Linked DNA regions of Mus musculus: regions 2 and 3 are each linked to region 1. The links are chromatin loops, found by intact Hi-C in ENCODE. Cell type or tissue: heart. All regions are shown on one strand. Links, peaks and the distances in the headings refer to the core of each region. The heading gives the core; the rest is flanking DNA.

Region 1 (10,566 bases), core at 3,011-8,010:
CTTCTGGATCATGCCCCAGCCCTGTCACCCACTCCCACCCTTGTAGACCTTGAACTTCTCGGGTAAGAGCTGCTTTTTTGAGCTCTGAGGACACTCAAGAAAGAGACCCATGTACACCCCTGTGTTGGAATACTCAGTCCACAGCCGGCATAGTTTTGGAAGGTGGAAGAACCTTTAGGGCAGGAGGCATGTTTGGCAGGCGTGGGTCCCGACGACGTGGGTCCCAGACGTGGTAGGCTGACAATGTGATTCTCCGAGAATCACAGATTCATGGGCAAGATTCTCAGCCTCTCCTACACCACGGCTTTCTCCTCCGGGGAGAGGCCATCTCTAGCTATCCACGGCTGCGGTGAGACTGGTACCTGGCCCACAGATAGCGCCAAGGGTCCTGGTTACCATACTGATTCCTCCCTCTCCAAGCACTGACTCTTGGGTACCGGCAATCTGCCCGTAGGTAGACTTCTTCTTTAGGCTGTGCGGCATGGTCTCAGTCTATAATGTGGGAGGAGTCCTCAGAGCCCTCTCATGAGGTCACCTTGAGCATTCGGAGCAAAGGTGGCAGTGTTAACAGGTACCACGCACGAACTGTGCGGTTGCTTAGCTCACCTTCTAGATTCATGCTTTGTATGTACCTGGGCATCAGACGCACTGAATAATGAGTGTGCCGCCAGCCAAGCTCCTCCCCAATGCCTGTCTATCAGGTAGGGCATCCTTCATCCCCGTAGAAACGGATAACCCAGCACCTCCTTTTCGGTCCTGCTGCTTTTTCTTTCTCATCTTATTGTGGGGTTGTGACTTCCAGCTCCTAGCCTAGCCTAGCAGGAGGAGAAAATGCACACCCTTGTTTCACTCCTGACCTTGGACGAAGCGATTTCTGCATTTCCTCATTCGGTATGATGTTGATTGTGGGTTTGACATACAGATATATACACACACATAAACACATACATAAACACATACACACACACCTGACACAAATACATACATATACACACATACATACATACACCCGATACACATACATACATACCACATACTCACACGTACACAATTATACACACATATACCCGACATACATATACTCTTACACACACACATACATATATACACACATACACACACATATATAACATACATGCCCACACAAATACATACACATACATACATACACATGCACAAACACACACCAAACACACACATACACACCAAACACACACATACAGATACCTAGCACACATACATACCCCCCACATATGCAGACACGCATATATACTCCCCCCCACACACATACACACACACACCAACACACATACATACCTCCCACCTATGCACACACTTACAGACACTCACACATGCATCACACACTGACAGGGTCACACACACCCTTTATTATTTTTGAGCGTGCTCCTCCTATTCTTATTCTTCCAGTAATTCCATTCTGAAGGATGTGGACTTCTATGGACCACTTTGTTTACATCTGAGAGATGCTCCTTCCCTCTGTTGATATGATGAACATGTGTTTGCTGCCAATTTTTACTTTATTATTATTTTATTGGGGGGGGGCGATACTTCTTATTAAGTCAGGGATTTACTGAGTGTGTGTGTGTGAGTGTGTGGGAGAGCGAGTCTGTGAGTATGAGAGAGTGTGTGAGTCTATGTGTGAGTGTGTGAGAGTATATATGAGCACATGTGTGAGAGTGTGTGAGAGAGTGTGTGTGTGAGTATCTGAGTGTATGTGTGTGAGTGTATGTGTGTGAGTGTACGTGAGGGTGTGTGAGAGTATATGTGAGCACATGTGAGAGAGTGTGTGTGTGTGAGTATCTGAGTGTATGTGTGTGAGTGTGAGTGTACATGAGGGTGTGTGAGTGTGTGAGAGTATATGTGAGCACGTGTGTGAGAGAGTGTATGTAAGTATCTGAGTGTATGTGAGAGTGTGTGTAAGTGTGTGAGAGCTTTGTGAGTGTGAATGTGTGTGTGTGTGTGTGTGTGTGTGTGTGTGTGTGTGTGTGTGTGTGTTGGTTCTGTATGTGCCATGGCATGCAAGAGGAAGCCTGAGGATGCTCAGGAATCAGTCCTCTCCTACCCTGCTTTGAAGCTGCCTCTGTCTTGTTTCTCCTGTTCTGGGGGTTTCAGTGAGTTGACTCATAAACTTCCAGGAGGTTTACCTGTGCGTGTCCCCGCATCTGGGTCTTTGTGAGAGTTCACACAAACTCCGGTCAGCAGGTGTGTGGTGGCGTCGGCTGAGCCAACCTTCCAGCCACATGCAGCACTTTTGGTGTGCGTTGGGCTCAGTTTGTAGTATGTGTTGAGAACTCTTGTATCTTTGTTCACTGGATACGATTACCAGATCCTTCCTCCCTCCATCCATCCTCCCGTCCTTCCTCTCTTCCTCCTTCCCTCCCTCCCTCCCTCCATCTCTCTGTTTGTCTTACATACTCTGGTCTGATCTCGGTATCCAGGAAATGCTGGTGTAGAAAGAGCTTGAAAGCACTTCCACAAGTCAATCCCCTGGAGCAGTTGGAAGGAAGTCTTTATCTTTTTGGTGACGTTGAGCCTGAAGCTGGCCATGCCTGGTCCTTTCTTCCTTGGAAGCTTTTGACTACTGAAGCAGCCTAATCGCTTGCAACTGGCTTGTGCCGGTTTTGTGCTCCCACGGCTCACCCTTGGCAGGTTTGCTCATCCAGGATGCATCCATTCCTTCTGGGTTTTGACTTACTTAGGTGTTTGTGACCATCCCCAGGAGCCTGCGTGTTTCTGCACTGTAGGCTGTAACATTCCATTTCCATCTCTAATTTTACTTCCCTGGGTGTCTGTCCTTTTTTTCTTGATCAATTCAGCTAAGAATTTGTGTTTCATTTAGAGATTAAAAAAAGAAAAAAAATTAACCCACTGACTCTTTCTTCATTGGTCTTTTATGTTTTTTTTAAATAAATTTGTTTATTATTTATTTCATGTGTGTGAGTACACTGTAGCTGTCTTCAGACACACCAGAAGAGGGCATCAGATCCCATTATAGATGGTTGTGAGCCACCATGTGGTTGCTGGGAATTGAACTCAGGACCTCTGGAAGAGCAGTCAGTGCTCTTAACCTCTGAACTATCTCTCCAGCCACCTTTTATGTTTTGTTTTTGTTTTGTCTTTGATTTTTAATCTCAGTTTTAGGTCGTTGTTATTTCTTTGCCTCTGCTAATCAGTTTGTTTTACCTTTGCTTTCTGGTTTCCCAAGTTCTGTGGGAGGAGGGTTACTTGTTATCTCTGCCTTGTCAAGTGTCTGAGCTTTGCTCTGGCTCCATCTTGGATGTCTCCTTCTATGTCTTATGAAAAAAATTCGAAATTTCCCTTTTCATTTCCTCATCGACACCTGCTGGTTTCGCATACTTTGTCTCCATGTATTTTATAGTTTCCCGGGTTTTATTCCACAGCAGGCAGTCAGAGAATATCTTCCGCAGCCTCGGGACAGCATGCCTGTTGGCACCTGCTACGCCCACTTGCTCCGTGGTATAGTTTGTTGAGCTGAGATTCTATGCTGTTCTATTTGGTTTGAGCATTGATGAATCGATGATTTGAAGGTCCCGCCAGGTCTGTCCTAGAGTCCATCTCCCCTCCTAGACCTGCTAATTAATGCTTGCTTTATGCAATTACATATGCCAGCATGGGAAGTCTCGTGGCATGCCTGGTTCCTGGTTATGTTCAAGGCCGTGGCTCTACCTGGGGCAGGGCTAAGTGGGCCAGGTGTGTGAGTGTGTGTGAGAGTGTGTATGTGTGTGCATGGGTGTGAGTGAGTGTGTGAGTGTGTGTAAGTGTGTATGATGTGAGTGTGTGTGCATGGGTGTGAGTGAGTGTGTGTGAGTGTGTGTGTGAGAGTGTGTGAGTGAGTGTGTGTATGTGTGTGCATGGGTGTGAGTGAGTGTGTGTGAGTGTATGTGTGTGCATGGGTGTGTGTGTGAGAGTGTGTATGTGTATGCATGTGTGTGTGTAAGGTGCTGCTTTGGAATCTCTACAGCAAAAGACAGACGGGCTATCTATCCTCCCCCATTTTAATACCTGTCCACCTTAACAAAGGGCAGTGCTTGTACTTGGCAGGGTCTCACTGGGTCGGGGTTGGAAGATAGGCTGTCAATATAAAACCACCAGACAAGCTTCTGGCAGATTTTTAGTGTTACCCCCTGACGCACACACCCACCCCGCTTATACACCAAACACTGGCTTGGTCTGAACGCATTCCACTCCTCTGGGAATCAAATCCTTGGCAGCGGGGACCCTCAAAGCTCCTGAGAGCCCTCCAGACAGCTCTAAAGGGCAGGGCATCCCTGGTGGACCACACAGGCTCAAGTCGAATCTGGGAGATAAAACCGATTCCATCCGAGTTAGGCTTTTTGGACCCTTCATCTGCTCACTGCTGTCCCAACACCCTGTAGGGACATCCAGAGATACGAGGAGCAGGTAGGGAGGCTCACTGGTGGGAAGGGACAGAGTGGGGACAGATGCAGAGGAAGACATTGCTCCCACCTGCTCCGGATCAGCACCAGGGAATCCTAGACAGAGGTTTTGGTTTCATATTCTGCTTCCCTTACAGTGAGGCAGGGCATCAGGGTTGGGAAGGGCGTGGGAGGGTGCCCACACCTGGGCACACTCTGGAAGAGTCAGCTTTTCCTCTGCTGGCCATTATTATTTCTGAATGTGTACAAACAGGGCATATGTTCTTGTTTGTTTCAGCTGTAGAGATGGCACAAGCCCGCAGAATGCAGGTGAGCTTACCCAGGCCTAATGCTTGCCAGTCCTGAGCCAGGTCTGAGGAGTCTGAGCACCATGGAGCTTGCCTCTCTCTGGCTGGACAGCCTTCCCTACCCGGTAAAGAGGCTAAGCCAAGAACTGCTGGGCAGGAGTCTGAGATCTAGACTTCTAGCGCCCGTAACTCCTGCCAGGATGATCGTCGTAAATTTTGGTCACTATCTGCAGTCCCATTTTATAGGTAGAGAAACTGAGGCATAAGTACTTGCCCAGAGCCCCACAAGCCACGAAGGAAAGCCTGATGGTAGAGACTGTCCCGGTTGAGCTCAATAGCCAGGTTAGTAGGCAGTCTATTCCACTTGGTTGAAGACCCCCCTCCCCCCTAGTAGTCCTATCCCAAAGTAGGTGAAGGGTGAAGGGGACAGGCAGGACTTCCTCGTGTGTTTGTTTTGGGCACCTTTCTCACAGTCAGCCAAGCTAGGGCCAGCTTTCTGTTCCCCAGGGGCTGCCTAGCGGTGAGAAAACCTGGGGTTCTCTCTTATCTCTGCCCAGCAGGACGTGTCCTGTGCTCTGTCCTGGTGAGGTTTCCAAGCCAGCAGTGATGAGCTTGCAGATTCTGGCTGTGATGGCCCCGGCCAGTTGGGGGTGGGGGTGGGTGTTTCCCAGGCCCCTCATCCCTGTGGCCCAGCTCCCGCTGCCGGCCACTACTCCTCTGCCGCTGGCCCCGGCTCGCAGCCGGTTCTGACTGCCCGCTCAGACTACGCTGTGTGATGGCGGAGGTGGGGGTGGGGGCGGTGGGGGTGGGGGTGGGGGTGGGGTGAATTCCGGTTTCCTCCCATTCTTTGTGTTGGGTGATTCCCAGCCAGGAGGGGCGGTGGGATGCAGTGCATCACGTGGCCTGCAGAGGCGCTGTGCAGGAGGACTGCTCTTAATCCACCCTTGGTATCAACTTCAGAAGATGCTCCCAACCGGCTAGGGTCGGAGGTAGCGGGGAGTGTGGAGAATGATTGCAACCTACTCCCACGACTGTTTGCTTAAAATACGGAGTCTCAGGGCCCTGGCCTCAGAGTCATACATTAGAACTTGGAGGGGCCGTTCAGGGTCCAACATTAACACCAGGCACGCACTGATCCTGCAGATAAGGAGCTTGGGTCAGGCTCTGGAAGTGAGGACCGCTACAGCTTTACAACAATGCTCTCCATTGCTCCATCTTTCTCTTTAAAAAGCAAGCAAGCAAAACACTCTCTCTCTCTCTCTCTCTCTCTGTGTGTGTGTGTGTGTGTGTTCACATACAACAGAACATGTGTTAAGGTCAGAGGACAACTTGTTAAGAGTCAGTTCTGTTTTTCCTACCATGTATGTTCTGGGGATCAGACTCAGGTCATCAGACTCTGTGGCAAGAAGAACTTTTACCTGCTGAGCCAGCTTACCACCTGCTCTACCTCTTGGGACCTCTCAAGGCTTCTCAAGGTGCTGCGAGCCAGCAACAGAGGCTGGGGTGCTAGGAATGCTTTTTTCATGAGGAGATTTTACAACAGCCAACACCCAGCAGAGGGACACATGGCTCCTCTGGAGCTGTCCCTTGACTTGGCATCAGGCTATGGAGAAAGTGCCTGAGACCCCTCAGATGCAGGCCACCCCCAGCTCTCCCTTGATCATTCTCAGCTCTGAGGTCAGGGTACCTTGGACCTCAGTATGTTTCCTGTTTGTGGAAGGAGATGGTACAGCTCTCATCTCCATGGAGACTGAGTTCAGGCGAGTTAGCCAGTTAGCTTCTGATCCGGGTAAGTCAGTGCTTCAAGCTTTTGGATGTGGGATTTCGGGTCTAGGGATATGGGAAGATGCTGTCCCCCTTTACAGCGAAGAGACAGGAGAGGCCATGGAGGGAGGAATCCGGGTAGGCCCAGGGCTCCCTGTGGAAGGGGGAAGCTGGATCCACTCTGTACCCACAGCGGTGAGCCTGAGGTACCCAACATGCGAACTCTGCAGAGTCAGTGTTCTGGTGGAGAGATGCATGCCGTATCATCTCTGGTAGATTCCAGGAAGTCCTCAGACAGGGACAGATGGGTCCTCTGGATTGTTATCCTGGCCTGTTACTGAAAGTCACCTTGAAGTGAAAGTGGGGACTCTTCTTAGTTCTGGGGTCCTTGTCTTTTATGGGCTTTGTACCTAGACATGGAGAACCCCCAGTCTGGGAGTACTGTTGGCTAGAGCCAGAAGCCACAGGCTCCATGCTGGCTCCATATTTATTAGCTTATTATGCTTTCCCAAAGAAGAGTTGTAACAGAACATGGAATGTAAGCCTAGACCAATGGCTTTTCACCATCTCCCTGAGACTATTGGTTCCTGTTTCTGGGACACACATGAATTTGTTTTATTTATTTATTTTTATATTTACTTATTTTTATTTTACATGTATGGGTATTTGGCCTGAGTGTATGTCTGTGCGCTGTGTGTGTGTGCCTAGTGCCTGCAGAGGCCAGAAGAGGGTGTTAGAGTCCTTAGAACTGGAGTTTCAGATGGTTGTGTGTTAGGAATCAAACCTGGGTTCTCTGTAAGAGGAGTCAGCACACTTAACCACTGAGCCACCTCCCCAGTCCCAAATCCACTTATTGGCATGCACATGTCCATGTGTGCACATTCATTTATGTGCACGCCATGCTTACATGGAGGCTTTCTGTTTTGTGTGATACAAAGTGAACCCAGGGCTTCTCTGTTACGTGGCTTGGAGGCAGACTTCGGAACTGAGAAGTCAGTCCACCCACTCTGCTCCCTGCCTCCCTGTGTATGCGATGCTCCTGAGCCTGCTGAACAGGGGCTCTGCCTCTATGTGAGATCCTGGCTATCTCTGGCCCTTGTTTTCTCTGCCCGAGACATGGGTACAATAACTCAGCTTGCCTGGGGGGGTTCTTCAGACTGACTGGAAGTTGGGGGGGCAGTGAAAACACCAGTTGGACACCTGTGAGTAGACAGGCATTTCCAGCCACCAGCCAGGACCAGAGCTCAGTGACTGCCAGGTGTAGGGTGGAGCTGAGTTAACTCCTGCCCTGTGGAGCAGTCACATGGAATCGGGGCTATTGTGGGGCTCATTGGGACTGGGGGAGGGTGCCTTGGATCTGAGCACAGTGGACAGGGGTCAGAGGCAGGTGGAGCAGAGAGATTGTCATTGTCCAGGTATGGGGTCATAGACCTGTTGATGGTCTCAGATCATAGGGACTCTTGCTTAGCAACAGAACCCTGATAAACAACAGGCTGCCCTTGGTCCACTTCTTGGTGTGTGCGTGAGCGCATCTGGAGGTTCCAAGATGAAGCTTACTTTTTGTGGGTCTCTGAACCCAGTTGCCACTCGAGTCTCAGGGCTGTCACCAGGAGTCCCACCCACCTCACACATAAATAGATTTCCTGATTTCTGGCCTTTCCTAAGATTTTATCAGAGGGTTCAGCAAGACCGTTCCTCCTCCCTACAGAGCTGGGGTCAGCTCCACTTCCTGCCCCCTCTCCTGCCTGCCTGGCCTGGGTGACAGCTCGACTGGGTCCTCCATTTCATTGTCTTGTACCTTGTGTTCAGTTCGAAGAAAGCCACCACTCTCCACACCTCTGTTTTTGTAAAAACTGCCACACTGCCTGTAACCTGTTTGAGCTGGTCTCCTGTGGTCCCTGTATAACCTTTACAAGGCAACAGGGATGTGACCACCTCTCTCCCAAGTATCAATCATTTGACTCAGAAGGAATGGTGACACAGTCATAACAGCCATGAAACTCAGAGTCCCCGTGAGGATGAGCTTGGAGAACTGACCTGGGGAAGAGTCACCGAGTGGAGGGAACCTGAACACACATTTCCCAGTGGAGTCTCCAGACAGCCTTGTCCTCTGTGGCTGCCAATGCTGTAGAGAAAGCATCTTAAGTCTGTATGGATGAGGCACCTGTCAATAATAGACTGATGGCCTATAGCTTAGGTAGGAAATAGGAGGTGGGACATCCTGTAGGCAGAGAGGATTCTGGGATATGCCAGGCAGGAGGTTTGGCTGAGAAGATAGAGTATAGGTGCATGGTCCCTGAGCACAGGTAACCAGCCATGTGGCAGAATATAGGTTAAAATAAATGGGTTAGCTTAAGTTATGATTCTAGTCAGAGAAGAGCCTAGCTATATGGCCAAGGTATTTGTAAACATATTTTGAGTCTGAGTCTTATTTCCAGGAGCCTGGGGCTGGGAGGAAGAACTGGACTCACAGAATGCATCCTCTCAAGTACCGAGATGAAATTCTCCATGATACTTCATGCCCTGGCCAGGAATCCCATCTTCCCACATCCATGGCTCCCCTCACCCAAGACCAAAGGGGCTCTGGTCCACTTCTTCAGACCTGTTCATCTTCTCTGCTGTGTCAGAGCACAGAGACCATCAGCATGTGGAGCTTTTCTGGAAGAAAGCCTACCTTTCCAGATCCCCGCACAAACTGTCAGTAAGCTCTGTTTAATACACACGACCCGCAGCCCACCTTTGGATCCACACGTTTTAAAGCGGATTAGGATTTTAAATCGGGTGAGGTTATGGTTGTGTGCATTTGTTTTGATGCCTGACTTGACTTCAAGTTTCAGTTCTGATGCTTTCCAGCTGTGTGGTCTTGGGCAAGTTGCTTAACCTCTCTGTGATGTGTTTTCTTCCAAACTACAAATCGGTTAGCAATAGCTCTTGTGTTATTGTAGCGAATGAGCAGACACATGGGAAGTCCTTGGTGGTACCTGTTAGATGGGTATTCTGTAACTACCAGGAGATTTTGCCCCATCCCAGGATAGAATAATTTTCAAACAGGACAGTGGGAATGGGACACCCTAGCAGCCCCCGCCATCCAGGAAGGCTTTACCACGGAGCTGGCAGCTCATATCGCAGAGGGGTGGGACAGTCAACGAGTGGGCCACCAATTAGCGTTGACAAGGTGACTAAGAGAAATGTGTCTAACCGGGCGGAATTGGCCAGAACCAGTTCCCGCAGCCGAGCTGCTGGGCCTGCAAATTTCTGGCCTCTAGAATTCTTAGGCCTTATAGCTTCTTCCCAGTGAGCTCCCAGGTGTCCTCCTGAGGCCCTGCCGAGGCCTCTGCGGTGGGTGCGTTCCATTTGTCAGGGCATGGGGTGATTCTCTGGGCACCCCTGGAAGTGGCCCGCAAAGTTCAAGGCTGAATGCCCGGCTCTCATTATCAGATCTAATTGTGGGCTCAGATTTCACCAATAGGGTGTGCAGGTGGGGGCCGAGGCAGGGGTCAACGCCTAAAAGCTTATTAAATCTCTGATGTGACCGGTAAGGCCCGTCTGGAGGCCATTTGACAACTCAAGTGCTAATTGCACCATTTGGCACAGGAATTACGAAAGTGAAGATGGTTTTTCCATTTGGGTGAGTGGTTGGGGGCGAGCTGGGCCCCCTCCTGGGGTGGCCCTTTCTGTTGCTCTGCTGGCTGGCCTGTGCTCTGTTCTCCTAGGCAGTGGTCGCTCTGGTTTGCAGGATGGCTGACTCTCCCCCTGGCCAGGCAGCCTGGTGAGCTAGAACACCTGTCTTCTCAGCTCCCCATCCAGGGCCAGGGTGTGGGAGCAGGCACCGCGTCCAGTGACGGCTCCCTGGAGCAATATGGAAGTGTTTAAGCCGGTTTGCACCGGGCAGGGTAGCTGAGACCTGAACCTTTAAATTGCTGCCGCTCCCCCGGCTGAGCAAAAGTAAATAAATAGCAGGCAGCTGCAGCCGCCCAACGCAGGCCTGGCTATCTCTTCTGATTGCAGGGCAAGTGATTAGGGAGAAATGGGAGCCCCCCCAGCCAGGGTCTGATAGAGCTGGGGGTGGGGTGGGG
Region 2 (10,566 bases), core at 3,783-8,782, 51 kb after region 1:
ATGGCAGGCACCAGGCCAGTGGTCCCCATCCAAAATCTCCATCTCACAGGAACAGGTCCTGGAAAGGTCTCCTCTGTCGGCCTTGCTGGGGGGAACAAGAAAGACAGGTCAAGGAGGAGACAGCAACCTCAGTAAAGGACATCATGGACTTGATGGGGGTCGGGAGGCGGGCCTGGCTGCTGGGACCTTCAATTCACAACTATCACCCATCTGCCCAAAGGGGGAACCTTACACGTGAGGCCTTCAGGTGACCAGACACAATCAGGGTTTGATGAGACAATTGTCATCAACTGAGGTTTGGACACAGGAGTCTGTGGTCCTCACCATCAGGGCTGTGCACCAGGCCAGTGTTTCGGAGAAGGGGATGTTGTCACAGAAGCTGGGGTGCCTCTGGGGGACTGGAGAGAGAGAACCAGGGTTGAGCCAAGTCTGGTTGGATTCCACTGGACACAGCATGTATCTATTTGGCTGGACCATGGTTGCTTTGGGGCACGTTTTCCTGGACAGAGCATCAGCTGGCCTGTGGCCAGGCACAATTTGGGTCGATAGGACCGACTTTGAGAACACTTCTGCTCTCCTTTCTTCTGTGGAGTACTGCAGGTAAAATCATCTTCCTGGTGTGTGGATGGGATGCCTCTGTACTAAGGAGGAGGAGGAGGAGGGGAGAAGAGGAAAAGGGGGAAGGGAAGGAGGTGGAGAAGAAGGAGGAAGGGGGGAGGAGGGAGGGGAGGAGAAGGAGAAAGAGGGAGGGGAGGAGGGGAAGGAGAAAAGGAAGGGGAGGAGGGGAAGGAGGAGGAAAGAGAGAAGGGGAGGGGAGGAGGAGAGAGGGGAGGAGGAGGTAGAGTGAGAAGGGGAGGAGGAGGTAGAGAAGGGGCAGTTTTGTCATCATGATGCCAGCTAGGGCTCCTGGGGAACAGAGATGCACATGGATGTCTAGGCCCTGCAGAACCCCACCCGCCGCCTCCCTACCCTTCTCCATCCTAGAAGTCTGTGTGGTTCAAGCAGGAGAGAAAGATGCCCCTGCCTTGCCTAGTCACCTCCTCTCCCCGCGCCCCCCCCCCCCAGTGGTCACTCTTCCTGAAGCCCTGGCCTCTTGATGTTTCCTGTACTGTGTTCAGAGGGAAGTGGTGCTGCCCACTGCACTCCTGTGGGCAGAGACTCACAGTGGGCAGGTGTAAGCGCACGGCCTCTGTGGAGAGCAGAGTCGAGGGGCCAATTCTGAGGAGCAGAGTGGGTCCCCCAGTTCCCTGACCTGCCTGGTCTATGACAGATTTACTCAAGGTCTTTCCCCTCTCTGGCTACTGAGGGATGGAGCTGTGACTGAGGTTTGGGCAAGTCTTAGAGTCTTTATTGCTGTGAGCAGACACCATGACCAAGGCAACTCTTATAAGGACAGCATTTAATTGGGGGCTGGCTTACAGTTTCAGTGGTTCAGTCCATTATCATGGCAGGAAGCATGGCAGCATGCAGGCAGGCATGGTGCTGGAGATGTAGATGAGATTTCTATATCTATATCTGAAGGCAACAGGGAGAGGTAGGGGAGGGGGGAGGGGGAGAGGGAAGGGGAGGGAGAGAGAGACTGGGCTTGGCTTGAGCATCTAAGACCACAAAGTCCACCCTACACCCACATACTTCCTCCAACAAGGCCACACCCACTCCAACAAGGCCACACCCCCAATAGTGCCACTCCCCAAGAGCCTATAGGTATTATTTTCAAACCACCACATCCCCCTAACATCTGGTTGGGTAGGTCTCAGCTATTAAACCTCTCAAGCTTTGCTGGTGGCAGGGCTCTTCCCAACGACAGTCTGAGGCTTTTAAGTTCCTTGTGCAGTTGACGGTGACCTGTCCTGTGGTGCTCACATGGGAACATCTGGGTGGGAAGAGCAGCAACTGTGAGGCCTCCGAGCATCTCCCTCTCTGTAAACGGTGGCACCGCTGGACGGTTCCTTGTGCTTGGCACCCTGGGTGAGTCTTTGGAAACAGTGTCATGTATGCCACGTCCCCGCCAGGGCCTCCAGAGCTCCTATGCTGTGAAAGACACTCAGATGCCCAGAGATGAACCTGAGCAAGCATGCGGACGCCCGCACTATGTGCGACTCTTCCCAGTAGACTCAAGCTCAGTCAAACTGGAACCCGGCCATGGCGGCATCTGTGGCCCAGGGATACCCTTCTCCCCCAGTGCTGAGTTATGAATGGCCTCTCTGCACAGAACAGAGGAGGGTTTTCATAACTACAATCCTCCCACTCTGCGCTGCTTCTAGATGATTCTGTGAACCCCGTTCCATGAGGTTGTGCTACAGTTTCCAGATTAAAGAAATGTCAGGGGCTGGAGAGATGGCTCCGCAGTGAAGAGACCTGTGCGCTTCAAGATGACAGCCGTTCAGCCCCCGGCACACATGTTGGGCAGTTTACAATTGCCTGTAACTGAGGCTCCAGGGGGAACACACTCCCCCTTCTGGCCTCTGGAGGTACTGCATGCACATGCTACACACACACACACACACACACACACACACACACACACACACACACATACATTCATTCACATAGGTGCTCGATACACAAATAAACAAATCTTTCACATTAAAGACACATATTTTCCCCACACTAAAGGGAATACATGCTTATTAAGTTTTTTGTTTTTTGTTTTTTTGTTTTTTGGTTTTTTTTTGGACGTTGCAGAATGGTCTAAAGGGAAAGTGAGCGGATTTCACAGCCTACCCTCTAATAAGTCAGTATCTGTGTCTGCAGACCTTACTATGCTCTCAGCATTATTGATGTCATTACTTATATGTGTGAGTGTATTTTCAAAAGACACTCAGGCTACACAAACCTGGTGTTGCTGGTCTTTCTAGCCTCTCCCCCTCTCCCAGACCCCCTCTGCATTCAGAGAACCACAACCAGGAGGATTCTGGGAGCAGGGATGGGGGCGGAGCTGCACACACAATGGGACCCTGTGTTGGTGGTGGGCACAGCCTGTTGGCCCCTCTGGCTGGCGAGCCAGAGGCTGCTCCGTGCAGAGTCAGCAATCCACTGGGCGGCGGGTCTCGTTAAGAGGGGCTCCCTGGGCGGCTGGCTCGGCATCAGAGGCTCACGGCCTGTGGCTGTTTTGCTCAGGAAGCTGAGGACATGTGTCCTGGTGGAGAACGACCAGGGCACCAAGGTGCCGCAGGCCCTCCCCCAGCCCCTGGCCTTTATCAGTTTCCGCCTCACTCTGGCTGCAAACAAAAGGCCCGGTACCTGGGGCTCGGGAGACACTGCCACACAGGATGTTCCCAGCTTCACATACTTCCTCCCTGTCTGCCTGATATGTCCTAGAGAAAGCAGCTCGGGGATTCTCCAGGGAGCGTGTGGCTGTAACAACTCCAAAACAACTAATAACAAAGTCATAAATCTGGCCCTGCCTCGGCGGCTCTTGGCCGAGGGCATCCAGCCCAGGCTCATGGTGTGGCCGTGGAGGTCAGAGTCCTGTGGGCTGGAGAGCCGCGAGGAGCCATGTTCTCCACGTGGAAGCAGGCCCGGCTTTGCTCAGGTCCGTGAACACACATATGTCACACCCTCCGGTGTGGTGGCCTGCAGGAGCCAGCCAGACTGAGGAGCAGGGGCGAATGCCCGACACCCCGTTTTCTTCCCCCTCAGATAAGCAAGCTCTTCAGCCTGACCAGGCTGGAGTGTCCCTCTGCCGTCAGTCTAGTGCAGGATGAACACTGGCGTAGGAGATGTCTGTCAAGTGTGCCACGCTGTGACAGAGTCAGGGTGGACTTGCGGTTTTCCCTGCTGCCTTGCTGACAGCTGCACATTCAGGCCTCTGTTCATCCCCCACAAAGAAGGATTTAGTACAGGGAGGTGGTCTTATGGGTGAGTGGAGGTGCACAGCAGGATAGAGAGGCAATGGGGGAGGAGTGCAGAGCTGGAACCAGTAAGTAGATGAACTGGAGGTGAGGGGAGGGTGATAGTGGTAGTGATGATGGTGATGATGGTGATGATGGTGATGGTGGTGGTGATGATGATAATGGTGGTGATGGTGATGATGGTGATGGTGGTGATGGTGGTGATGGTGATGATGATAACGATGGTATTGATGATGGTGGTGGTGACGACTGTTACTTTGGTCCTGTGGCCTTACAACAAGCTGTTTGACCCTGGAAATCCCATCACCACTTAGCTTCAGAGGAGTCGTTCTGGAACTCTCAGTCCCAGGGCAGTGACTGGAGATGTGGGAAGAGAGGCTTCTTCGGCTGATGTGTCAGAGCCACGTGGATGCTGGACTCAGGATCAGACTATGTGAGAGCTGAGAGCTCATGTGCTGGACTCAGGATCAGACTATGTGAGAGCTGAAAGCTCATGTGCTGGACTCAGGACCAGACTATGTGAGAGCTGAGAGCTCATGTGCTGGACTCAGGATCAGACTATGTGAGAGCTGAGAGCTCATGTGCTGGACTCAGTATCAGACTATGTGAGAGCTGAGAGCTCACGCCTTCATCACAGGGATCTTGAGGAGGTAGTGAGGGCTGCTTCTGGAGTAAAGGCAGTCACTCTGCCTGCCCCCAGCCTCCCCACCCCATGCCACTGTGCCCATTGTTCAGTGTGTGCGTAGAAAATCAGTTCCGGCAGGGAACAAGCAAGACAGAGGGAGGGAGACGCACCACTGTGGATACAAAGCTGAGAGTTCCCTTTGCTGGACTGGAGGAGCAGCCTGAAGCCCCCAGCCCAGCTCAGGTAGGACTTGGGACAGACTACACTGGTGTAGGTGACAAAGGCTTTGGGGATCGAGATTCCAGAGCCTTCTGTCCTCAGTCTCCTGTCCTTCTGTCTGCCCCTCTACCAGGCCCCTCCCTGCCAGCAGCCCATGCTTGAGGCTGCCCACTGTGACTGAGCTGGGCAGGTGCATGCAATCTCTGCCTCTGCAGCGAGGCTCTGTCTCCCACATGACAGATCAGGAAACTGAGGCTTGAGAGACAAGGGCTATGTGGTTGGGCAGATGCCTGTCGAGTTCCTGAGTCTGGGTTTAAGGCTGAGGCTCACCCTTTCTCCTTTTCCTGTGTGGTCACCAACTGCTCCCAAGCCCAGTCTTGTTCATTGTGTGGGGCTCTGATCAATGTTACATAGTATCCAGCATTATGTAGCATAGTGTGTGTGTTGCAACGCGTGCATCCTGTGCGATACTCATGTTGCATGTGACAGATACAATGACGGGACACTCGTGGACTATGGGGACTGATTTCAGAAAATGTCCAGAGGGGTCGGGGACACCAGAGTGAGCTCTGAACCCAGATGGGGCGATGCTTGACACATTTAGGGGGTTCTTAAAGAAACGTTTGGGCTCCAGGCAACAAGTAGCCACTCCAAAACAACAGCAGCAACAACAGCAACAAAACAAAAACAAACAAACAAACAAACAAAAGACAGCATGAGCCGGCCCTTCGCCTGTCAGAACTGCAGCAAGAAGTACCCACAGGGCACTGCTTACCATCAAAGATGGCTCCCTTTGGGAATGCTCTCCAGTGGGATGGAGGACTCCAGCTGCCACAGTTGTGACAGGGAGCACCTGCACATGGGGGTAGGCAATGGCAGGATGTGCCAGTGGTCAGCGGCAGGGAACCAGGACTCCCCCGGCTCTGGCCCCGTTAGGCCTGGACTGACTCCAGGCTGCTGCAGAAAGAACACTCCCGGGCCGCGTGTTCCTCCCGTTCTGTGGGGTAGGAAGGAAGGACTCCAGACATAATTAGAAGTGTTTCAGAAGAGTGGAAAGTTCTCAGGAAACATATTATCATTAGCTCTGGCCTCCTGCCTCCCTGGAGACAAGGAGCATGAGCTCGTGTGTGTGTGTGTGTGTGTGTGTGTGTGTGTGTGTGTGTGTGTGTCCCTGTCCATCTTCCTGTGGAATCCTTCTCCAGCCTGGAGGCAGGTTCCCTGTGTGCCCTGCCTTCCCGCTGCATTTGAGGAGAACCAGACCTGGTCATCCCGAGAAGACAGGGTGCCTTGCCTGAAGAAGCCCTTGGGACTGTAATTCAGAAACTCCACTTGATACTGGGTGCCTCAGTTTCCCCATCTGCAGAGCAGACAGGAGGTCCGGCTTGGAGTCATCTCCAGGTTCCAAGATTCTTTTATCAAAGAAAATTCCAGGTATGGTTTCCAGGGCCCAGAGCAGGGCTCCACAGCTGGCGACTGGATCTCCAGGCCTACCCACCCCTCTGGGTTGCTGCCTTTAGAAGTCGCTCCTCCCCATGACCCGTGTCCTGTGCACTTACCTGTCTCCAGGGGGCTTGGCTACAACGTGCCATTCTTGGGTCCTGAGCATCTGCAGAGGAAGTGAGGTTCTGGCACTGGAGGCTGAGCTGTCTCTACTACTTGGGATCTATGCACCAGGCCCTCCGTGACTCAGTTTCCACATGTGAGGATAGCAATATCAGGAGCTGAGGAAATGGTGTAGATTGCTGCTCGGCACATCCTATGGGCTACAGAAATGGCTGACACAGACAGATTGGACCAGAGGCCACTGAACCCGTGCTCCTCCATGGCCAGAGGCCTGATACTCAAGAATTCCTCTAAGGCTAACAAATCTATCCATGCCACCCTCCTGAGGGCCCAAAGTGCGGTCTGAGTCATGGCCCACAGAGATACTCTCCACTGCTGGCAGACGAATGGAGCAACTGCTGGAAGAGCAAGGGGCGATGGGGTGCTAGGTCCACTGAAGGGGTGAGGAGGGAACCCTCTACAAGGATAGAGCAACTTGCGGATACTCGGAGGGAGCAAGAATGGCTCTGGCTGATAGGCCAAGGGTAGAACAGGCCCCCAATGCTGGTTCTCCTAGCTGGAGAATCTAGGAGCTAAGACGCCCAGGGCTGGTCAGGACAGGACAGGTCCCAAAAGGGATTTCATTTGATGTCAGCTGGGACAGTGGATCTGGGCTGCAGCAAGACTTGTGGGAGGGGTGGAGGGGTGGCCTGTTTGAGGAGGGGTTTGACCCTTGGGACACTGTCCAGGGCCCTGCACCCTCAGACTCCTCCTGGGCCACATGCGGGGAAGTCTGAATGGCACCTAGCTTCCTCTTCTTCGTGTGTGTGTGTGTGTGTGTGTGTGTGTGTGTGTTTGTGCATGCATGTGTGCATGTGTGTGTGCATGACTGTATGTGTGTGTATGAGTGTGTATATGTGTATGTGTGTGCATATGTGTATGCATGCATATATGTGTATGCATGTGCTCAAGCTTGTGTGTGTGCATGCGTGCACAATGTGTGTATGTGTGTGTGTGTGCATGTGTGTGCGTGCATGCGTATGCGCGTGCATGGAAGTGTGTATGTGTGTATGTATGCACATGTGTTTGTGTATGTGTGTGTATGTGCGTGCATGCACACACACGTGGGTCATGTAGAGACCAGAGGTCAACCTCAGGTATTCTCAGTCACCCTCACCTTATTTTTTTGAGATGGGGCCTCTCATTGGCCTGGAACTTGCCAGGCCTGCTAGCCAGTAAGGCCCAGGATCGTTCTGCCTCCCCATTGCTGGGACTACACTTGGCAGTTCTGCATGGTTCCTGGGTTTTCAATCCAGCTCTTCATGCTCAAAAGAGAAGGATGTTACTGACTGAGCCATGGTCCCCAGCCTCTGCCTCTCTCTTCTTCATAGGAAACTGACTGGTTTTCTGTGAGGACATTGCAGAGTTCAGGCATGGACGCAGGATGTGAGCACATTTGTACTTGCATTGAATGGGTTGGAAGGCATCTGCCTGGGGCCTGGGGGCCATTTACTTCTGTTAGCTCCTTTCTACAAAATAGCAAAGCAAAAAAAAAAAAAAATGTAAACTTTCGAAGAAATCCTTGCAATTGAAAATGCTAACCACCCTAAACAAATCATGCCAGCACATTTCCTGAGCAACTGGGCAGAGTGGCACCTGCCTGTCACCTTGGCACTCAGGAGTCTGCGGCTGGAAGATCATGAGTTCAAGGCCAGTTCAAGTTTGGGCCACATAGCCAGACCCTGCCTCAAAGCTGAGCAGAGCACGTTTAATGAGATCTTCAGTTCCCCTATGCGGTCCTGGCCTTCATGTCACTGTGCTAGAATTCACATACTTGCATTTACAGCGTGGGGGACGTGGCTTCAGTGTCATCCCCCCACCCCACCCACCAGCTGCCACACCCTTCCACGTCCACCAGCATGGCTTTTCAAAGTCACACAGCTCTAACAGCTCCTTCTGTGTGGAGGCCATGATGGATTCAGTTCCACAGCACAGGACGTTAAACACCCAGGAAAGGGACCTGTGAGATGGCTCAGCTGAAAGTGTTTGGGGACCTGAGTTTGATCCCTAGAATTACATAAACAAAGCAAAAACAGGTGTGGTGGTATAAATTATAATCCCAGAGTGGGCAGCAGAGGCAAGAGGATCCGCCGGACTTACTCAGTGGCCACTCTGGGCAATTTGACAAGTCCAGACCCTTTCTCAATAACAAGATAGACAGAGCCTGAGGGTCGGCAGCCAGTGCTGGCCTTTGACCTTCATATGCATGAACACCTCTCTCTCTCTCTCTCTCTCTGGAAGGTTTACAGCCCCATTCTCTCTGCTCAGAATTGACATTCCCTGGGAATCACGGGCCGGGGCAGGGTTCTTTATGCATTGCATGGTCCTCACCAGGGCTTGCAGAGCACTTGAGCTTCCAACCAGGGGCCACTTAGAGGAGGTCTCAGCAGTCATGACAGTCACGGCAGACCCCACCTTTCTGATGAAGCCGCACAGGTCTCTGTGGTGGTGTACTAACGTGGCTGAACCTCAGGCTCATGGGTCTTCCTGGACCTGCTGAGGGCTGAGTGGATTTGCCCAGGCTAGCCCATCTCCCTCCAGGCTAGCCCATCTCCCTGAAGGGCCTTCCTCTACATGTCACTTTCCTGCCTCACTGTCTGTCTCTTCCCACATTGAGAGACTCAGTGTCCAGTCATGGAGACCAGACTCAGAACTGCCTTGTCTGACAGTCTTTGACTGTTGGTCCCAAGCTCACCCATGTCCCCATTCATACCTTGCTCCCTGATGTTTGTGTGTGACTTCAACACGTCTGGATGATATGTTGCCTGGTGGCTGGCATGCATAGCCTCCTCCTCAGCTTTATTATTTCATACTCTTCCTTTTCACAGTCTCCTGACAGGTGTCCATTCCTCCTACGGTGCCACCCTGCTTGGCGCCCATTGTGCCGCTGGGTCTCCGAGGATGCTTGCGGCAGCCCTAGTGGCAGGAAGCCTTGGAGAGGCCTCAGGAAAAGCAGATCCGCTCTCTCCTGCTTTCCCAGACCCCAAGGGCTTCCCCTCATGTTGTTTTTGACCCTGCGCCTGTGTCCATCTGGACTTCGATCAAAGAGGTTGTTATTGCTTTTCCTGAAATGTTGGGATGGGTCCATCAGCAGGGTTCAGGTGCGGTGGCGCATCCCACTCCCAGCTGCCGCTACTTTCCTGGCAGCTCCACATACCGTGGTCCCAGAATCTCTTCCCAGGGCTTGCTTCTTGGGGCCTCCATAGTGTGTAAGAGTTCTGATTTGTAGTCAGACAAACATTTGGAGTTTAAACACCATCCTTGAAGCTCCTGCAGAAGCCACAGGCAGACTCCTGGGCCTCCCCAAGTCTCCTTACCTCAGGGATAGGATGCTGTTGTACACTTTGACTGGTGAGTGTGGTCAGGGTGACTGGGAAAACACAGAAGAGGCAAAGTTTCTGCGGAGGACACTTCCCAACACCTCCCTGCCCAAATCACCTACACCTTTGATGGAAGATTGTAGGTTCGATCCTTCTGTGAGCACTTTTGCTGCTTTGCTTAACTTCCCAGGTCTGAATGAGAGCCCCGGTGCAGGGGGATCAAACCCTCAGGGACTCCAGGATGAAGGGTTGGTAGAGGTAGAGGATTCTCTCATCTACTTTTCTAATTTCTCAACCCCTCCCAAGTTACCTGTCCCCTCCCCCTTCCTCTGTAAGCTGCAGATGAACGCTCAGAGGGAGACATATTCGATGTTGTCACCCTGGGAACAGCCTGGATGCAGAGCAAGAAAGGGCTGTGACCAGATTTCGTTCTGCTATCCGGACAACACCAGAGAGACAACTGGTGACTCCCGGTTGTCACGTGACTTTTACTGAGCCGTTGCCTGCGGGAGCCTGGGGGCTGGTGAGAGGGCTCAGGGTAGAGACGTTTGCTAAGCCAGATGACCTGGGTTTGATCCCTGGGACTCATGAGAGGTCTGAGTCCCACAAGTTATCTTCTGAATCCTACAGGCATGGCATGAACACCCCCAACCCCGTACATAGATTAGTTTCAGGTACCCTCAACTTGCCCCAGTGAAGGGTAAAGTCCCAGGGAGCCAGAACTGGGCTGTAGAGGGTAGAGGACACACCTTACAACCCAGATTGGAGGATGCTTAGGGAGTGGAGTTGTCAGCTTAAGTGTCCCCAAGAACACATGATACAACAGGGTCATTTGCTATGGATCCTGAAGAGTATGTTCTATGGAAAGCGCTTGCCAGAGCAACATCCTGGTCTGCAGGGAGGGCTCGGGAAGACTCAGAAGGTAAGAGCATCCTACCGCCAAATG
Region 3 (10,566 bases), core at 2,430-7,429, 120 kb after region 1:
CTGGGCAGCCTCTGGCATCAAGCGCAATGGGGGAGTGAGAGGCTCCCAGTTCTTGGTCCTCACCTCTGGGTTTGGCTCCCAGCAGTCACAGCCAGAGAAAGGTGGGTTTGGGACCTGTTTGAGCATGTGTCAGGGACTAGGGCATTGACCTTCACACACACACATGCGCACACACACATACATACACACATACACACACACATACATACACACATACACACACATACATACACACATACACACACACGTACATACACACATACACACACACATACACACACACATACATACATACACACACACATGCATACATACACACACATACATACACACACACACATACATATACACACACATACATACATACATACACACACGCATACATACACACATACACATACATACACATACATACACACACACATACATATACACACACATACATACATACATACACACACACGCATACATACACACATACACACACATACACATACATACACACACATACATACATACATACACACACATACAGACACACATACACACACACATACACACATACATACACATAAGCACACACACACACACATACATACACACACACACATGCACACGCACACTGTGCTTCTGTGTTCCCACTCATGGCCAGTCCTCTTCTCTGCTCAGCATATGAGAAGGCATTGTCTGTGGGGCTTCATTACTACCCCGGAGCATGCCTGCTGGCCCCATGGTTTGCTAGCTACCGTGGAGTCTAAGAGAATCCATTCTGCTGGCTCCCCACAGTCTTTGAGCAGCTGGCTCCCACTGCCTGCTTGATGACTGTTTCTAAGTCTCCCACTTCCATGATGACTGTTTCTAGGTCTCCCACTTCCACATTCCTTCCCACTTTCAAAAGATGAAGGGACTACCAAAGTCATGGAGCCCTGATAGTGAATGCTCATCTCCCGTCTTGTTACCCTGGGGTAGAAAGAACCAGCCTATGTGTGGTCACTAGGACGAGGGTCCAGGTGGGAAGAGCTGAGCAGAAACAAAGCCCATAGCGGCCAACTAGCGGCAACGCCCACTCAGTGGGCCTGTTCAGCTGCTACCTGCCAGCCTGCCCAGACTCATGACGCCGCCATGGCTGGATTATATGCGCCTGAAGATAACCCATGGTCTACATTCTTGGCTGTCTCCTCCCACTTCAGCCAGACCAGACCAGTGCAGGAAGTCCAGAAAGGCCACTTCAAAGAAGTTTTTTTCCCCATTTATTTATGTTTTCACTCTGTGTGTGTGTGTGTCTGCAGTGCACATGTGAAGGTCAGAGGACACCTTGAAGAGTCTGTCCTCTCCTTTACTGTGTGGGTCCTGGGACTCAGGCCAGGTCCTCAGGCTTGGCAACGTGAACCCCCACTCTCTGAGCCGTCATGCTGACCCTGGAGATCCACTTTCGAGGTCTGTGGGAGGCCTGGTACCTAACGTGACTTCGGCCTCAAGCCGCCGTGCTTCTGGCCTCTTATTTTGGACAAGGACAGCAAAGGGGTCAAAAGTTTCAAGCATACCCAAACCCACCCAGCAGTAAGAGCAGATTTCATGGCAGAATAGCTCGTGCCCGTGGACAACTCCACCCTCCACATGGCCACTGTCAGAGCCATGGCCTCCTCATCCTCAGAGTATCCCCAACTAACAGAGATCCAAAGACTCACTTTCTCATGAGGGAGTCTCTCCAGTGTCCTCAACACCCTCAGTGTGGGTTTTCTGTCTCTTTGGTTGGGAATAGAACTTAGAGAGGCAAGGGAGAAACCGATTTCCATGGCCTGGAGGGCTCAGGCTGCACGCCCCCGGGCAGACTGACTCGTTCAGGCTGAGCCAAGGTCAGAGGTGCTGTAGCCCTGTCCTCTGCATCTGGTTGTATCCTGTGTAGCCTACTGTTCTTGGTCAACTTAATTTTTCCTTTTTCTTGTTTTAAAGAAGGCAACTAAGCAAATTCTGAAGACTAGTGAGGGAGGAACTGGGTCCCTGTCCTGCACTGGGGTGAGGAAGGGACATGGCCCCCTGCCCTGGACCGGCAGCTTAGCTGTAGCATCCCTCCTCCCAGGCTTCTTGGCTGCAGATGCAGAGACAGCAGCCTCTAAGTCCAGTATCCAGACCGAACTTCCCCTCCTGGCTTAAGGTAATGATAGCTCCGTCCTGCTGTCCTCCCTCAGGGAAGAGCACACACATGGATGGAGTGTGCTTTCTCCCTTTCCCTGGTCCCCGTTCTTCACCATGGTCACCTTTCACCCAGTGCCCACTGTGGACATGACGTGGCAATGACCCAGATTCCATCAGTGAGTTCTTATGGGTACACTCATCGTACCCCATAAATGTATGCTAGGTGTACCTCCATTGTAAAGAAACATAAATTCAGAGACATTGATACACCTGTCCAAGGTCAAAGAGCCTGAACATGGCAAAGCTGGGCCTTGGCCCAGGCTGGATACCGGTGCCTTAGGTCTGACTGCTAGGGCAAAGTTACTTCCATTTTTATTGTGGTGATACATGCTCCTCAAATATTGGTCCCACATTTCTTTAGATTGTGGCTTCACTCATTAAGATAACTGTCCTATCAGTGAATTGTGGTTGGTACAAGAATGTCCCACGCAGGCTCATATTTTATCGCCTGGTTCCAGCGGATGGCACTGTCTGGAGAGCCAGTGAAACCTTTAGGATGTGGAGCCTTACTGCAGGAAGCAGATCTGAGGGTGGGGGTGGCCTTTGAAAGTTACACACACCAGTGGTTCCTGCTTATTCTCAGTATCTGGTCTTCTACCAGGTGACAAGCTTCCACTGCCCCCTGTCACTGCCATGGATGGCCCTCGGCTCTCCCTGCTATCATTGACCAAAACCCCCGAAACCAAGAGCCAAAATAAATGTCCCCTTAGCTTGTTTCTGTCAATCAATTACAACAATGTCTGTGGCAAAACCAAAACAAGTTCACTCCACAGGTGCCAGCAAATAGCTGATGTGCAGGAAGCCTGCCTGCCTTGGGATCCCAGCCAGGCTCGTCAGCTCCATTGAATGGCGGCGGCCATCAGAGCTCTGCTAAGTGTCTGCATGTTAGCCCTGCCCCCACATTACAGGTGGGGAAGGTGAGGCTCAGAGGTGAGGGCTTGCCCAACTGTTTTGGATCCTAGCAGGCAGAGGTTGAGACTGACCACAGCCCTCTGAACAGTCTCCTCCCCTCATGCTGGCAACCTTCCTACTCGACAGTGCTGGGAACCGACAAGTGGGTGCCAGAGGGAAGGGCAGCCATCAGGGAGCTTTGAGGACACTACGAAGCAAGGTGGAGGATTGGGAGGAGGAGGGAGGAAGGGGGAGGAGGAGGAGTGGGAGGAGGGAGAGGAGGGAGATAAAGGGGAGGAGGAGGGAGAGGAGGGGGGAGGAGGAGGAGTGGGAGGAGGAGGAAGGGGAGGAGGGAGAGGAGGGAGATAAAGGGAGAGGAGGAGGAGAGGAGAGGGAAGAGGGAGAGGAAGTCGGAAGGAGGAGGAGGGAGAGGAAGAGGTTGCAGTGGATCTGTACAAGGCTTCCTGCTCTCTGCCCTTGTTGATTTGAACAGGCGATAGATATCACAGCGGCAGTGGCAGAAATGGCGTGTCCAGACACATATCAGATTATCCCAACCTGAAAATCCCCAGTGGAATGTGCTGCCTATCTGATGGCCTGCCACACTGCCACCCAAACCAGAGAGGCGGACAGCCAGGCTGGGCTGCAGACAGAGGCAGGCAAAACTGGCCGGGCCACTTTGCTGCCTGCGTGTCCCGTGGCTGGCGAAAGCCTAGGTTCCTTGGTGCCCAGTGTCTGGTGCCTGGGCACTGTCTTGGTTTCTGTTTATTCTCCCAGGGTTCAGGTGTATCATCTGCAGCTCACACTGGCCTGAATGTTTCCCTGTCTACGCAGGATCTCTTGAGGTCTCTACCCCAAACTCCCTCACAGGATGGCAGGAGAGGAAGAGGCCCCTATTCAGAGGTCAGAAACTCCAAGATGGTACTAAGGGGCCTGGCTCTGTCTCTCCATGGGAGCGGTCAGCTACGGAAGCTTCTGAACCCACATGTGGGTGCTCTGTCTGGCTCTTGGTTTAGGGACTCCACAGCACTAGAGCTGGACTGTCCCAGGAAGTTTGCAAACGGAATCTCCTGGGTGATGGAGCTTGCTGTCTGGTTCTTTCATCCGCAGCGGCAAAGCCTGACCAGGTGCCATCTCCTTGGGTTTTCCAAGGATAAAACGAGACGCGTTGATTGTCTAGCAGAACCTCAGCAGGTGGCATCTGACTGACCAGCCGAAGAAGATGTATATGACACATTCCAAGACAGAGCAGAGTGACTTGGAACAGAGGCCCTGAACCCAACCAGTCACTGTGTGCATCTGGCTGCCAATTGGCTGTGGAAGCCATCACCGGACTCTGGCCTGACCGCCAGGCCTGTGTCTCCCTGAGTCTTTCAGCGCCACATGTGCAGAAGTGACTGACAACTCCCCACCCCCACCCCACCTCCCCACCCCGGAAGCCGAGGGAGCATGCGCAGAAGTGTCTGACTCGAAGCCGAGGGTGCAGTGCCGGTGTGGAACACCCACAGGTTTACTTAACGTGTCATTTTGTCCAAAGGCAAATGGTTCATTAATCCTCACTTTGTCCCTGCCTGTCAAAACCAGCCCGACAGATTCCATGGTGCGGCTCACGCACACAGAGCAGGCCAGCTCCTGCGGCTTCATCTTCTCTGAGCCTCTCTGTAACTGTTGTTAAACTTGGTCACAGCCACGCTGGACTTTACAGATCCCTAACTTCAAACAAACAAGAAAACAACACCTCTAACCCTCTGTGATAAGCAAGCAGCTTTATCAGGCTCGACTCCCACCTGGCATGCGGACTGGCGACTCCCTGTCCCCATGTAAATAAGTGCCACCTGTTTGTGCAGGTTGATGTGGTCACTCTACCCGTGTTATCTCCGAGGAAGCACTAGCTGGGCGTGGTGCATCTGGCAAGGGGTGCGGGAATAATAACACGGCTGGCCAAGCCCCGGGGTGGCCCTGGACCCCGAGAGAGCTTGGCAGAGCTGTGCCTGGTTATTGCTTCCTGGAAAGGTGGACAGCCGAGAAAGGGACTTTCACTCCTTCCTGGCGCAGTGATCCAGTCCCGAGTCTAGACTGTGCGCACAATGGCAGGGCCTTCCGGATTCCGTTCTCTGGTGGCTGCCAGTTTCCGAAGCCACGTATCTAAATTGGGATTTCCTGAATTCCCAGAGTCTTTGGGTTGGAAGGGGCTCCTGGAGCTAGGGGGGAGGGAGGGAGTAGGCAGGTCACGGGTCACATGACTGGTCAAAATGAATCAGAGCTCAGTTTGGCCCCATATTAGACTAAGCCAGGCCTCTCCCTGCAGGGTGCCTGCGGGACCTCATACCCTGGGACTGAGAGATAAGAGCTGGTAGTTAGCCTGTGTTCTTCAGGCTTGTTGGAGCTCTCAAGGGCAAAGCAGGCGGTCTAAACAAACGTCTTACATGTCTGTCCTTTCTGTCTGTCCAGCTCCGTGTCTCCTGTCCTGGGAAAAGCGAATCTTGGCTCACCAGCCCAGAGTCTCTGCTCATGTCTTCATCCAAGACAACAGCAAACCCCACACACCACTGCTTCACTCTCTTGGGGACCCACTAACTCTTCGTGCCCCTCCAGCACCCTCGACAACTTGGGTGACAGCTCCATGCTTATCTCTCGGTTCTCTGTCCTCCCCTGATCTTGGAGCAGGCTCTACTCTCACTCAAATGGGCTCTTCTTACCATGGAAATTTCTCCTCTTACTGTTGCCCTGCTGCAAATAGCACCAAGTCTCTGGCCGTCCTCATCTCTTCCCCATTAGCTTTCCCTAGCTACTCTGAACTCGTTGCCCAGTTCGCTGTGTCTCAGCCTGTTCTGGGACCTTAGTTCATCTGGAGGTGGGTGGGGAGTCCCGCTTCATTGCTCATCCTACAGTAAACTTGGTAGCCTTCTCAGACCAGAGTCTACCCTCCTCACAAATGCACACACATGCCTTCTCCTCATCTTGATTTATTTTTGCAGACAACACTACTGTGCCTCAGACTTATCCATGGACTATCTGTACTTTTCCTCAAGACCGGGGCTTCCTGGAGGAGTGGACATCAGACAACTGCATAGATAACATGTGGAAGACAACCTGGTACATAACAGCAGCTCAACAAACAGCCATGGACTGAGTGTACATCACGGACAGTGTTGTTGAATTATTTATCTACCTTAATTTCTTTCCTTTGCGTATTAGCTTGTAACATCTGTCAGCAAGTTCCCTCACCTCATCATTTATTATTATGTCCAAAATACCTCGGCTAGTCTGGGATCCCACCCCTACCCCACTTGGGGTGAGTCTGTCAAATGGCATTTTCAAAAAACGTGCTGGCAGCTTTGTGGCCACTGCCTGTGAGACTTGAAAATCTCATCCTGATACAGAGCCTTCCTGTCTGGAGGCTCTCAGATCTCTCCCATTCTTCAGACAGTGTTCAGAATCACCAACAAAATTGTCTTTCAGAGCTTTCTCAGAATTATTCATGAGAGGTTTGAGAGTAGAATTCTACACATTCCTAAGTGATTACAATCTGGTGAGAATCGAGTAGATTTTTAGCTTTTTTATTTTCCAGGCCATGGGCTGTGAGCACTAATTATCACCTTGACACAGAATCATCTAGGAAGAGAGTCTCTGTCTAGATCAGGTTGGCATGTCCATCAAGGATTGTCTCAATTAACAGGTTCATTCATGTTTGAAGACACAGCCTAGTATGGGTGGCACCATTCCCTAGGCAGGGCGTCCTGACTGTTTCCATTCATATCTCTCTGCTCTTGATGGTGAATGTGATGTGACCCTGTAAGGACTCCCTGCCTTGACCTCCCCTCAGTGATGAGCTGTGACCTGGAACTCTAAGCTAAAATAATGCCCTTTCTCTCCAAGTTGCTTTTTCTCAGGATGCCTCATTATAATAACAGAAACAAAACTAAGATGGTACATTCTCGGGACTTATTTACTGCTGTTATTACCTTGTAGATTCTGCTGGGTTTCCATTGAAGATGGTACTATTGTCTACCAACAACCACATTTTTTATCTCTTTCCATAATTCTTTTTCTTTCCTGTCAATTTTGCCTCCCTTCCTATTCGTTGGTTGTTAGCTGGTTTTGGTTTTGGTTTTGAGACAGTCTTACAGCATAGCCCAAGGTAGCTTCAACTCATTGAACTTTTTGCTTTGGCTTCCTGAGCACCAGGCTAACACGTGCACAGATTCTCCACTCCACCTTTCCTCTGTGTGTGTGCACATCAGTCTACAGGTGTGAATGCATGTGTGTGTATTTGCACATGAAGGACAGAGGTCACCTATGGAGGCTGTATTAGTTAGGGTTTTACTGCTGTGAACAGACACCATGACCAAGGCAAGTCTTATAAAAAACAACATTTAATTGGGGCTGTCTTACAGGTTCAGAGGTTCAGTCCATTATCATCAAGGTGGGAGCATGGCAGTATCCAGGCAGGCATGGCACAGGAGGAGCTGAGAGTTCTATGTCTTCATCCAAAGGCTGCTAGTGGAAGACTGACCTCCAGGCAAATAGGGTGAGGATCTTATACCCACACCCACAGTGACACACCCATCCCAACCAGGTCACACCTATTCCAACAAAGCCACACCTCCAGATGGTGCCACTCCCAGGTCCAAGGATATACAAACCATCACAGAGGCATTCCTTGATCACTCTGTCCTTGTTTGTTTGTTTGTTTTTGAAACAAGGTCTCCCACTGATACAGCTAGACTGGTTGACAGTGAACCCTAAGACTTTTCCTGTCTACCTTTCTGCTTTTTATGTGAATGTTCAGGATCTGAACTTAAAACCTTGTGTCTTAATGGTGTGTTGAATAGTTTTATGCCAATTTATCACAGCTATTTGAGAGGAGGGAACCTGAACTGAGGAATTGCCTCCATAAAATTGGGCTGCAGGCAAGCCTGTGGGGGAATTTTCTTAATTAGTGGTTGATGGGGGAGGACCCAACCCATTGTGTCTGGGGCCATCCCTGAGCGGGTGGTCCTGGGTTCTATAAGAAAGCAGGCTGAGTAAGCCATGGGGAGCAAGCCAGTAAGCAGCACCCTCCATGGCCTCTGCATCAGCTCCTGCCTCCAGGTTCCTGCCCAGCTTGAGTTTCTGTTCTGACTGCTTTCAATGATGGACCCACGATGTGGAATTATAAGCCAGATTAACCCTTTTGTCCCCAACTTGCTTTTGGCCGCAGTGTTCTACGTCACAACAGTAGTGATCCTGACTAAGACATAAGACACGTGCTTTGAGCTAGCTCCCTGGCCACCAGTTTTCTTTTACGGTGGTATCGCATGTGGAGAGACTGTTGATACAAATGTCAGAAAGGAGCAGAGATGGCTGGCATCCTTAACTTGCTTCTGACCGCAGGAGAAATCTGAAAGCTTCTTTGTCAAGTGTAAGGTTCCTTCTACATCTCTGGTCTCGTTCAACACTCGGACAACCAGAGCAGTCAATTGGCTTCATGAATCCTCACTGGGCCCCTTGCCCACTAAAGTATATGTCTGAAATTTTACACAAGAAAAAAAAAGTTTTCAATGCCAACAACAGTTGACCCCACACACAGTCACAGGCCTCTTGGGACAGCGCCACTGTATATATGAACACAACCAGACTGCTGTGAGCGCTCTCTCTCTCTCTCTCTCTCTCTCTCTCTCTCTCTCTCTCTCTCTCTCTCTCGTGTGTGTGCTCACTCAGAGCAGTGATCACAGTCATATTTGTTCAAATCTCGTTTTCTCTCTCCACTCTGCCTAGATGACGCCAACTGTTGACGACTACATACCGAGAACCCACAGGCTTCACGCTCAGTTCCAGAATTCACAAAGGAAACCAAGAGAGATGAACTCTGTCCCTAACCCAGTCTCAGCCACAGAAAGGGTCAGGGTGGATAAAGGATAATCATATTCACTAGCCATGATCAATGAAGCTGTTACAAGAAGACGAAGGGTCGAGAAGGAGAGAGGCGAGCTTGTCGGACGGCATCGATAATTACTTCCTTCAGGTCGGGGTTGCGGAGGTTTCTTGGAAAGAGAGTTGAGAACGGTTGCAGAAACTGTCGCACCGTGGGATCGGTCCCAGGGTCATCCCTGGGCTCCAGAGCACTTCAGGTCCTTCATCCCTGGCTGCCTCGAAGCAGACTCCAGGAACACAGTGCCCCTGAAATAAGATCACAGAGGAAGAGCTGCAGGGATTCTCATTGCCCCCCCTTCCCTGTCAAGGGTGACTGTCTTCAGCTCATTTAACGAGGAGAGAACTCAGGACCAACCTGCAGCCAGGGGGGGGGATTGGGGAGGCGCAGGCCCCCACACAGTCACAGCCCAGGCTGCAGTCTGGTTTCCCAGGACGAGGACAGGCAGCAAGTTGTTGCTGACGCCGGTGTGACCCTGGAGCCACCCCTCCCACAGAACATTTGTCTTCTCCCCGACTGCCCTACGGCCCACAGGGCCGCAGCTCATATTTCCTGGGCTTTGGCGTGGGAGCAAAAAAACGGGAGAGTCTGACAGGAATGAGGAAGAGCCGGTGGGGAGTCCCTCCAAGGTCTGCAGGCGGGATATGTGCAGGATGTGAGCTGGAGGCATCGTGGAGTCTTTCCTGGGTGCCAGGCACTGGGCTCCATGCCTTCCTCGTATCTGCACACAATAAGATTGCTCAGACTGGTCAACTTCTCATGCTCAAACCTGAGCTCTTGATTTCGACACCTCCAAGGGTGGCTCTTTCCCCTGTTGGCCAAGTTGCTCAGTACACAGTGAGGTGGCTGCCCGGCATCTCCCTCACACCCAATCTGTCAGTAGACCGACAGGCTTTATCTCAAGCAGCCTTCACCTCTTCCTTCCACAGCTGACACCCTGGTGAGAGTCCAGGCTGTTTCCGGGGGGCACGGCCACCATTGCCTGTCCCCACCTGGCTCCCGGCTTCTTGCCTTGCACCGACTCGCCACAGCTGGGAGGGATCCACAGCTCCAGATCAGCCTGGGAGCAAAGTTGTCTCAGCCGTGGCCTGAGTGTCTGCTCAGCGGTCACCTCCTCTCTCTTAGCGCCCCCTCAGTGACATGACAGGAACACTGGTGGCTAACTCCCCCTGTGGAGTCCAGAGACCGGTTCAAGAGTGGCATCAGTATGATGTGGGAGGTGCCCACCTGAGACATTCCAGTGCTGCCTGGGCAAAGCCTGGCACCGGGCCTCTACAGCAGTTCCATGAGTGTGTACCCCATGGGTGCCCAGAGGCCAGAGGAGAGCAAGGTTGAATCTAAGCACCCACGGCAGCAACACCAAGCTCTGGTCAGCACGTTGTTCCTGCTTCCTCCATTTTGGCTCTGTGTCTTTCAGAGTTTCTAAAATGAAGCATCACAGGGCTTTCAGTATCAGGTACAAGGCGGTAAATGTTAAAAACTTATCCTCTCTCGTTGGCTTCTGCAGTTAGCTACATAGTTACAACAGCGACTAGTTAGTCCATCTTTATGAGCTGTGTCTCCTG

Evidence for each region. A loop is a pair of places that touch in the nucleus more often than their neighbours do. Peaks named below come from ENCODE experiments on the same cell type or tissue, not always from the same donor. Only the 100,000 strongest peaks of a DNase experiment are listed, where the experiment ranks them.
Region 2: a loop joins it to region 1, with 2.3 times the contacts of the local background. A loop is called at or near these places in 6 of 42 quality-filtered maps.
Region 3: it touches region 1 in a loop (3.0-fold over the local background); 3 of 42 quality-filtered maps call a loop at or near these places.

Annotation. Positions count from the first base shown.
Region 1 is chr8:121,377,739-121,388,304 of GRCm38, reverse strand. No RefSeq gene overlaps it. Among named protein-coding and RNA genes, the nearest start is that of Gm26747, 36 kb to the left of the region's middle. In heart, for the core only: CTCF peaks have their summits at 5,434 and 5,637; DNase peaks (open chromatin) are centred at 5,204 and 5,424; H3K4me3 peaks cover 1,362 bases; H3K27ac peaks cover 4,441 bases.
Region 2 is chr8:121,327,758-121,338,323 of GRCm38, reverse strand. No RefSeq gene overlaps it. Among named protein-coding and RNA genes, the nearest start is that of Gm33823, 68 kb to the right of the region's middle. In heart, for the core only: no CTCF peak of the experiment used is centred there; a DNase peak (open chromatin) is centred at 5,723; H3K27ac peaks cover 2,750 bases.
Region 3 is chr8:121,257,592-121,268,157 of GRCm38, reverse strand. Gm33823 (a long non-coding RNA gene) reads left to right here and starts at 3,584. Exons shown (of 3, transcript XR_388123.4): 1 at 3,584-4,907; 2 at 5,539-5,699; 3 at 6,066-6,369. In heart, for the core only: no CTCF peak of the experiment used is centred there; DNase peaks (open chromatin) are centred at 4,587 and 5,207; H3K4me3 peaks cover 1,040 bases; H3K27ac peaks cover 3,298 bases.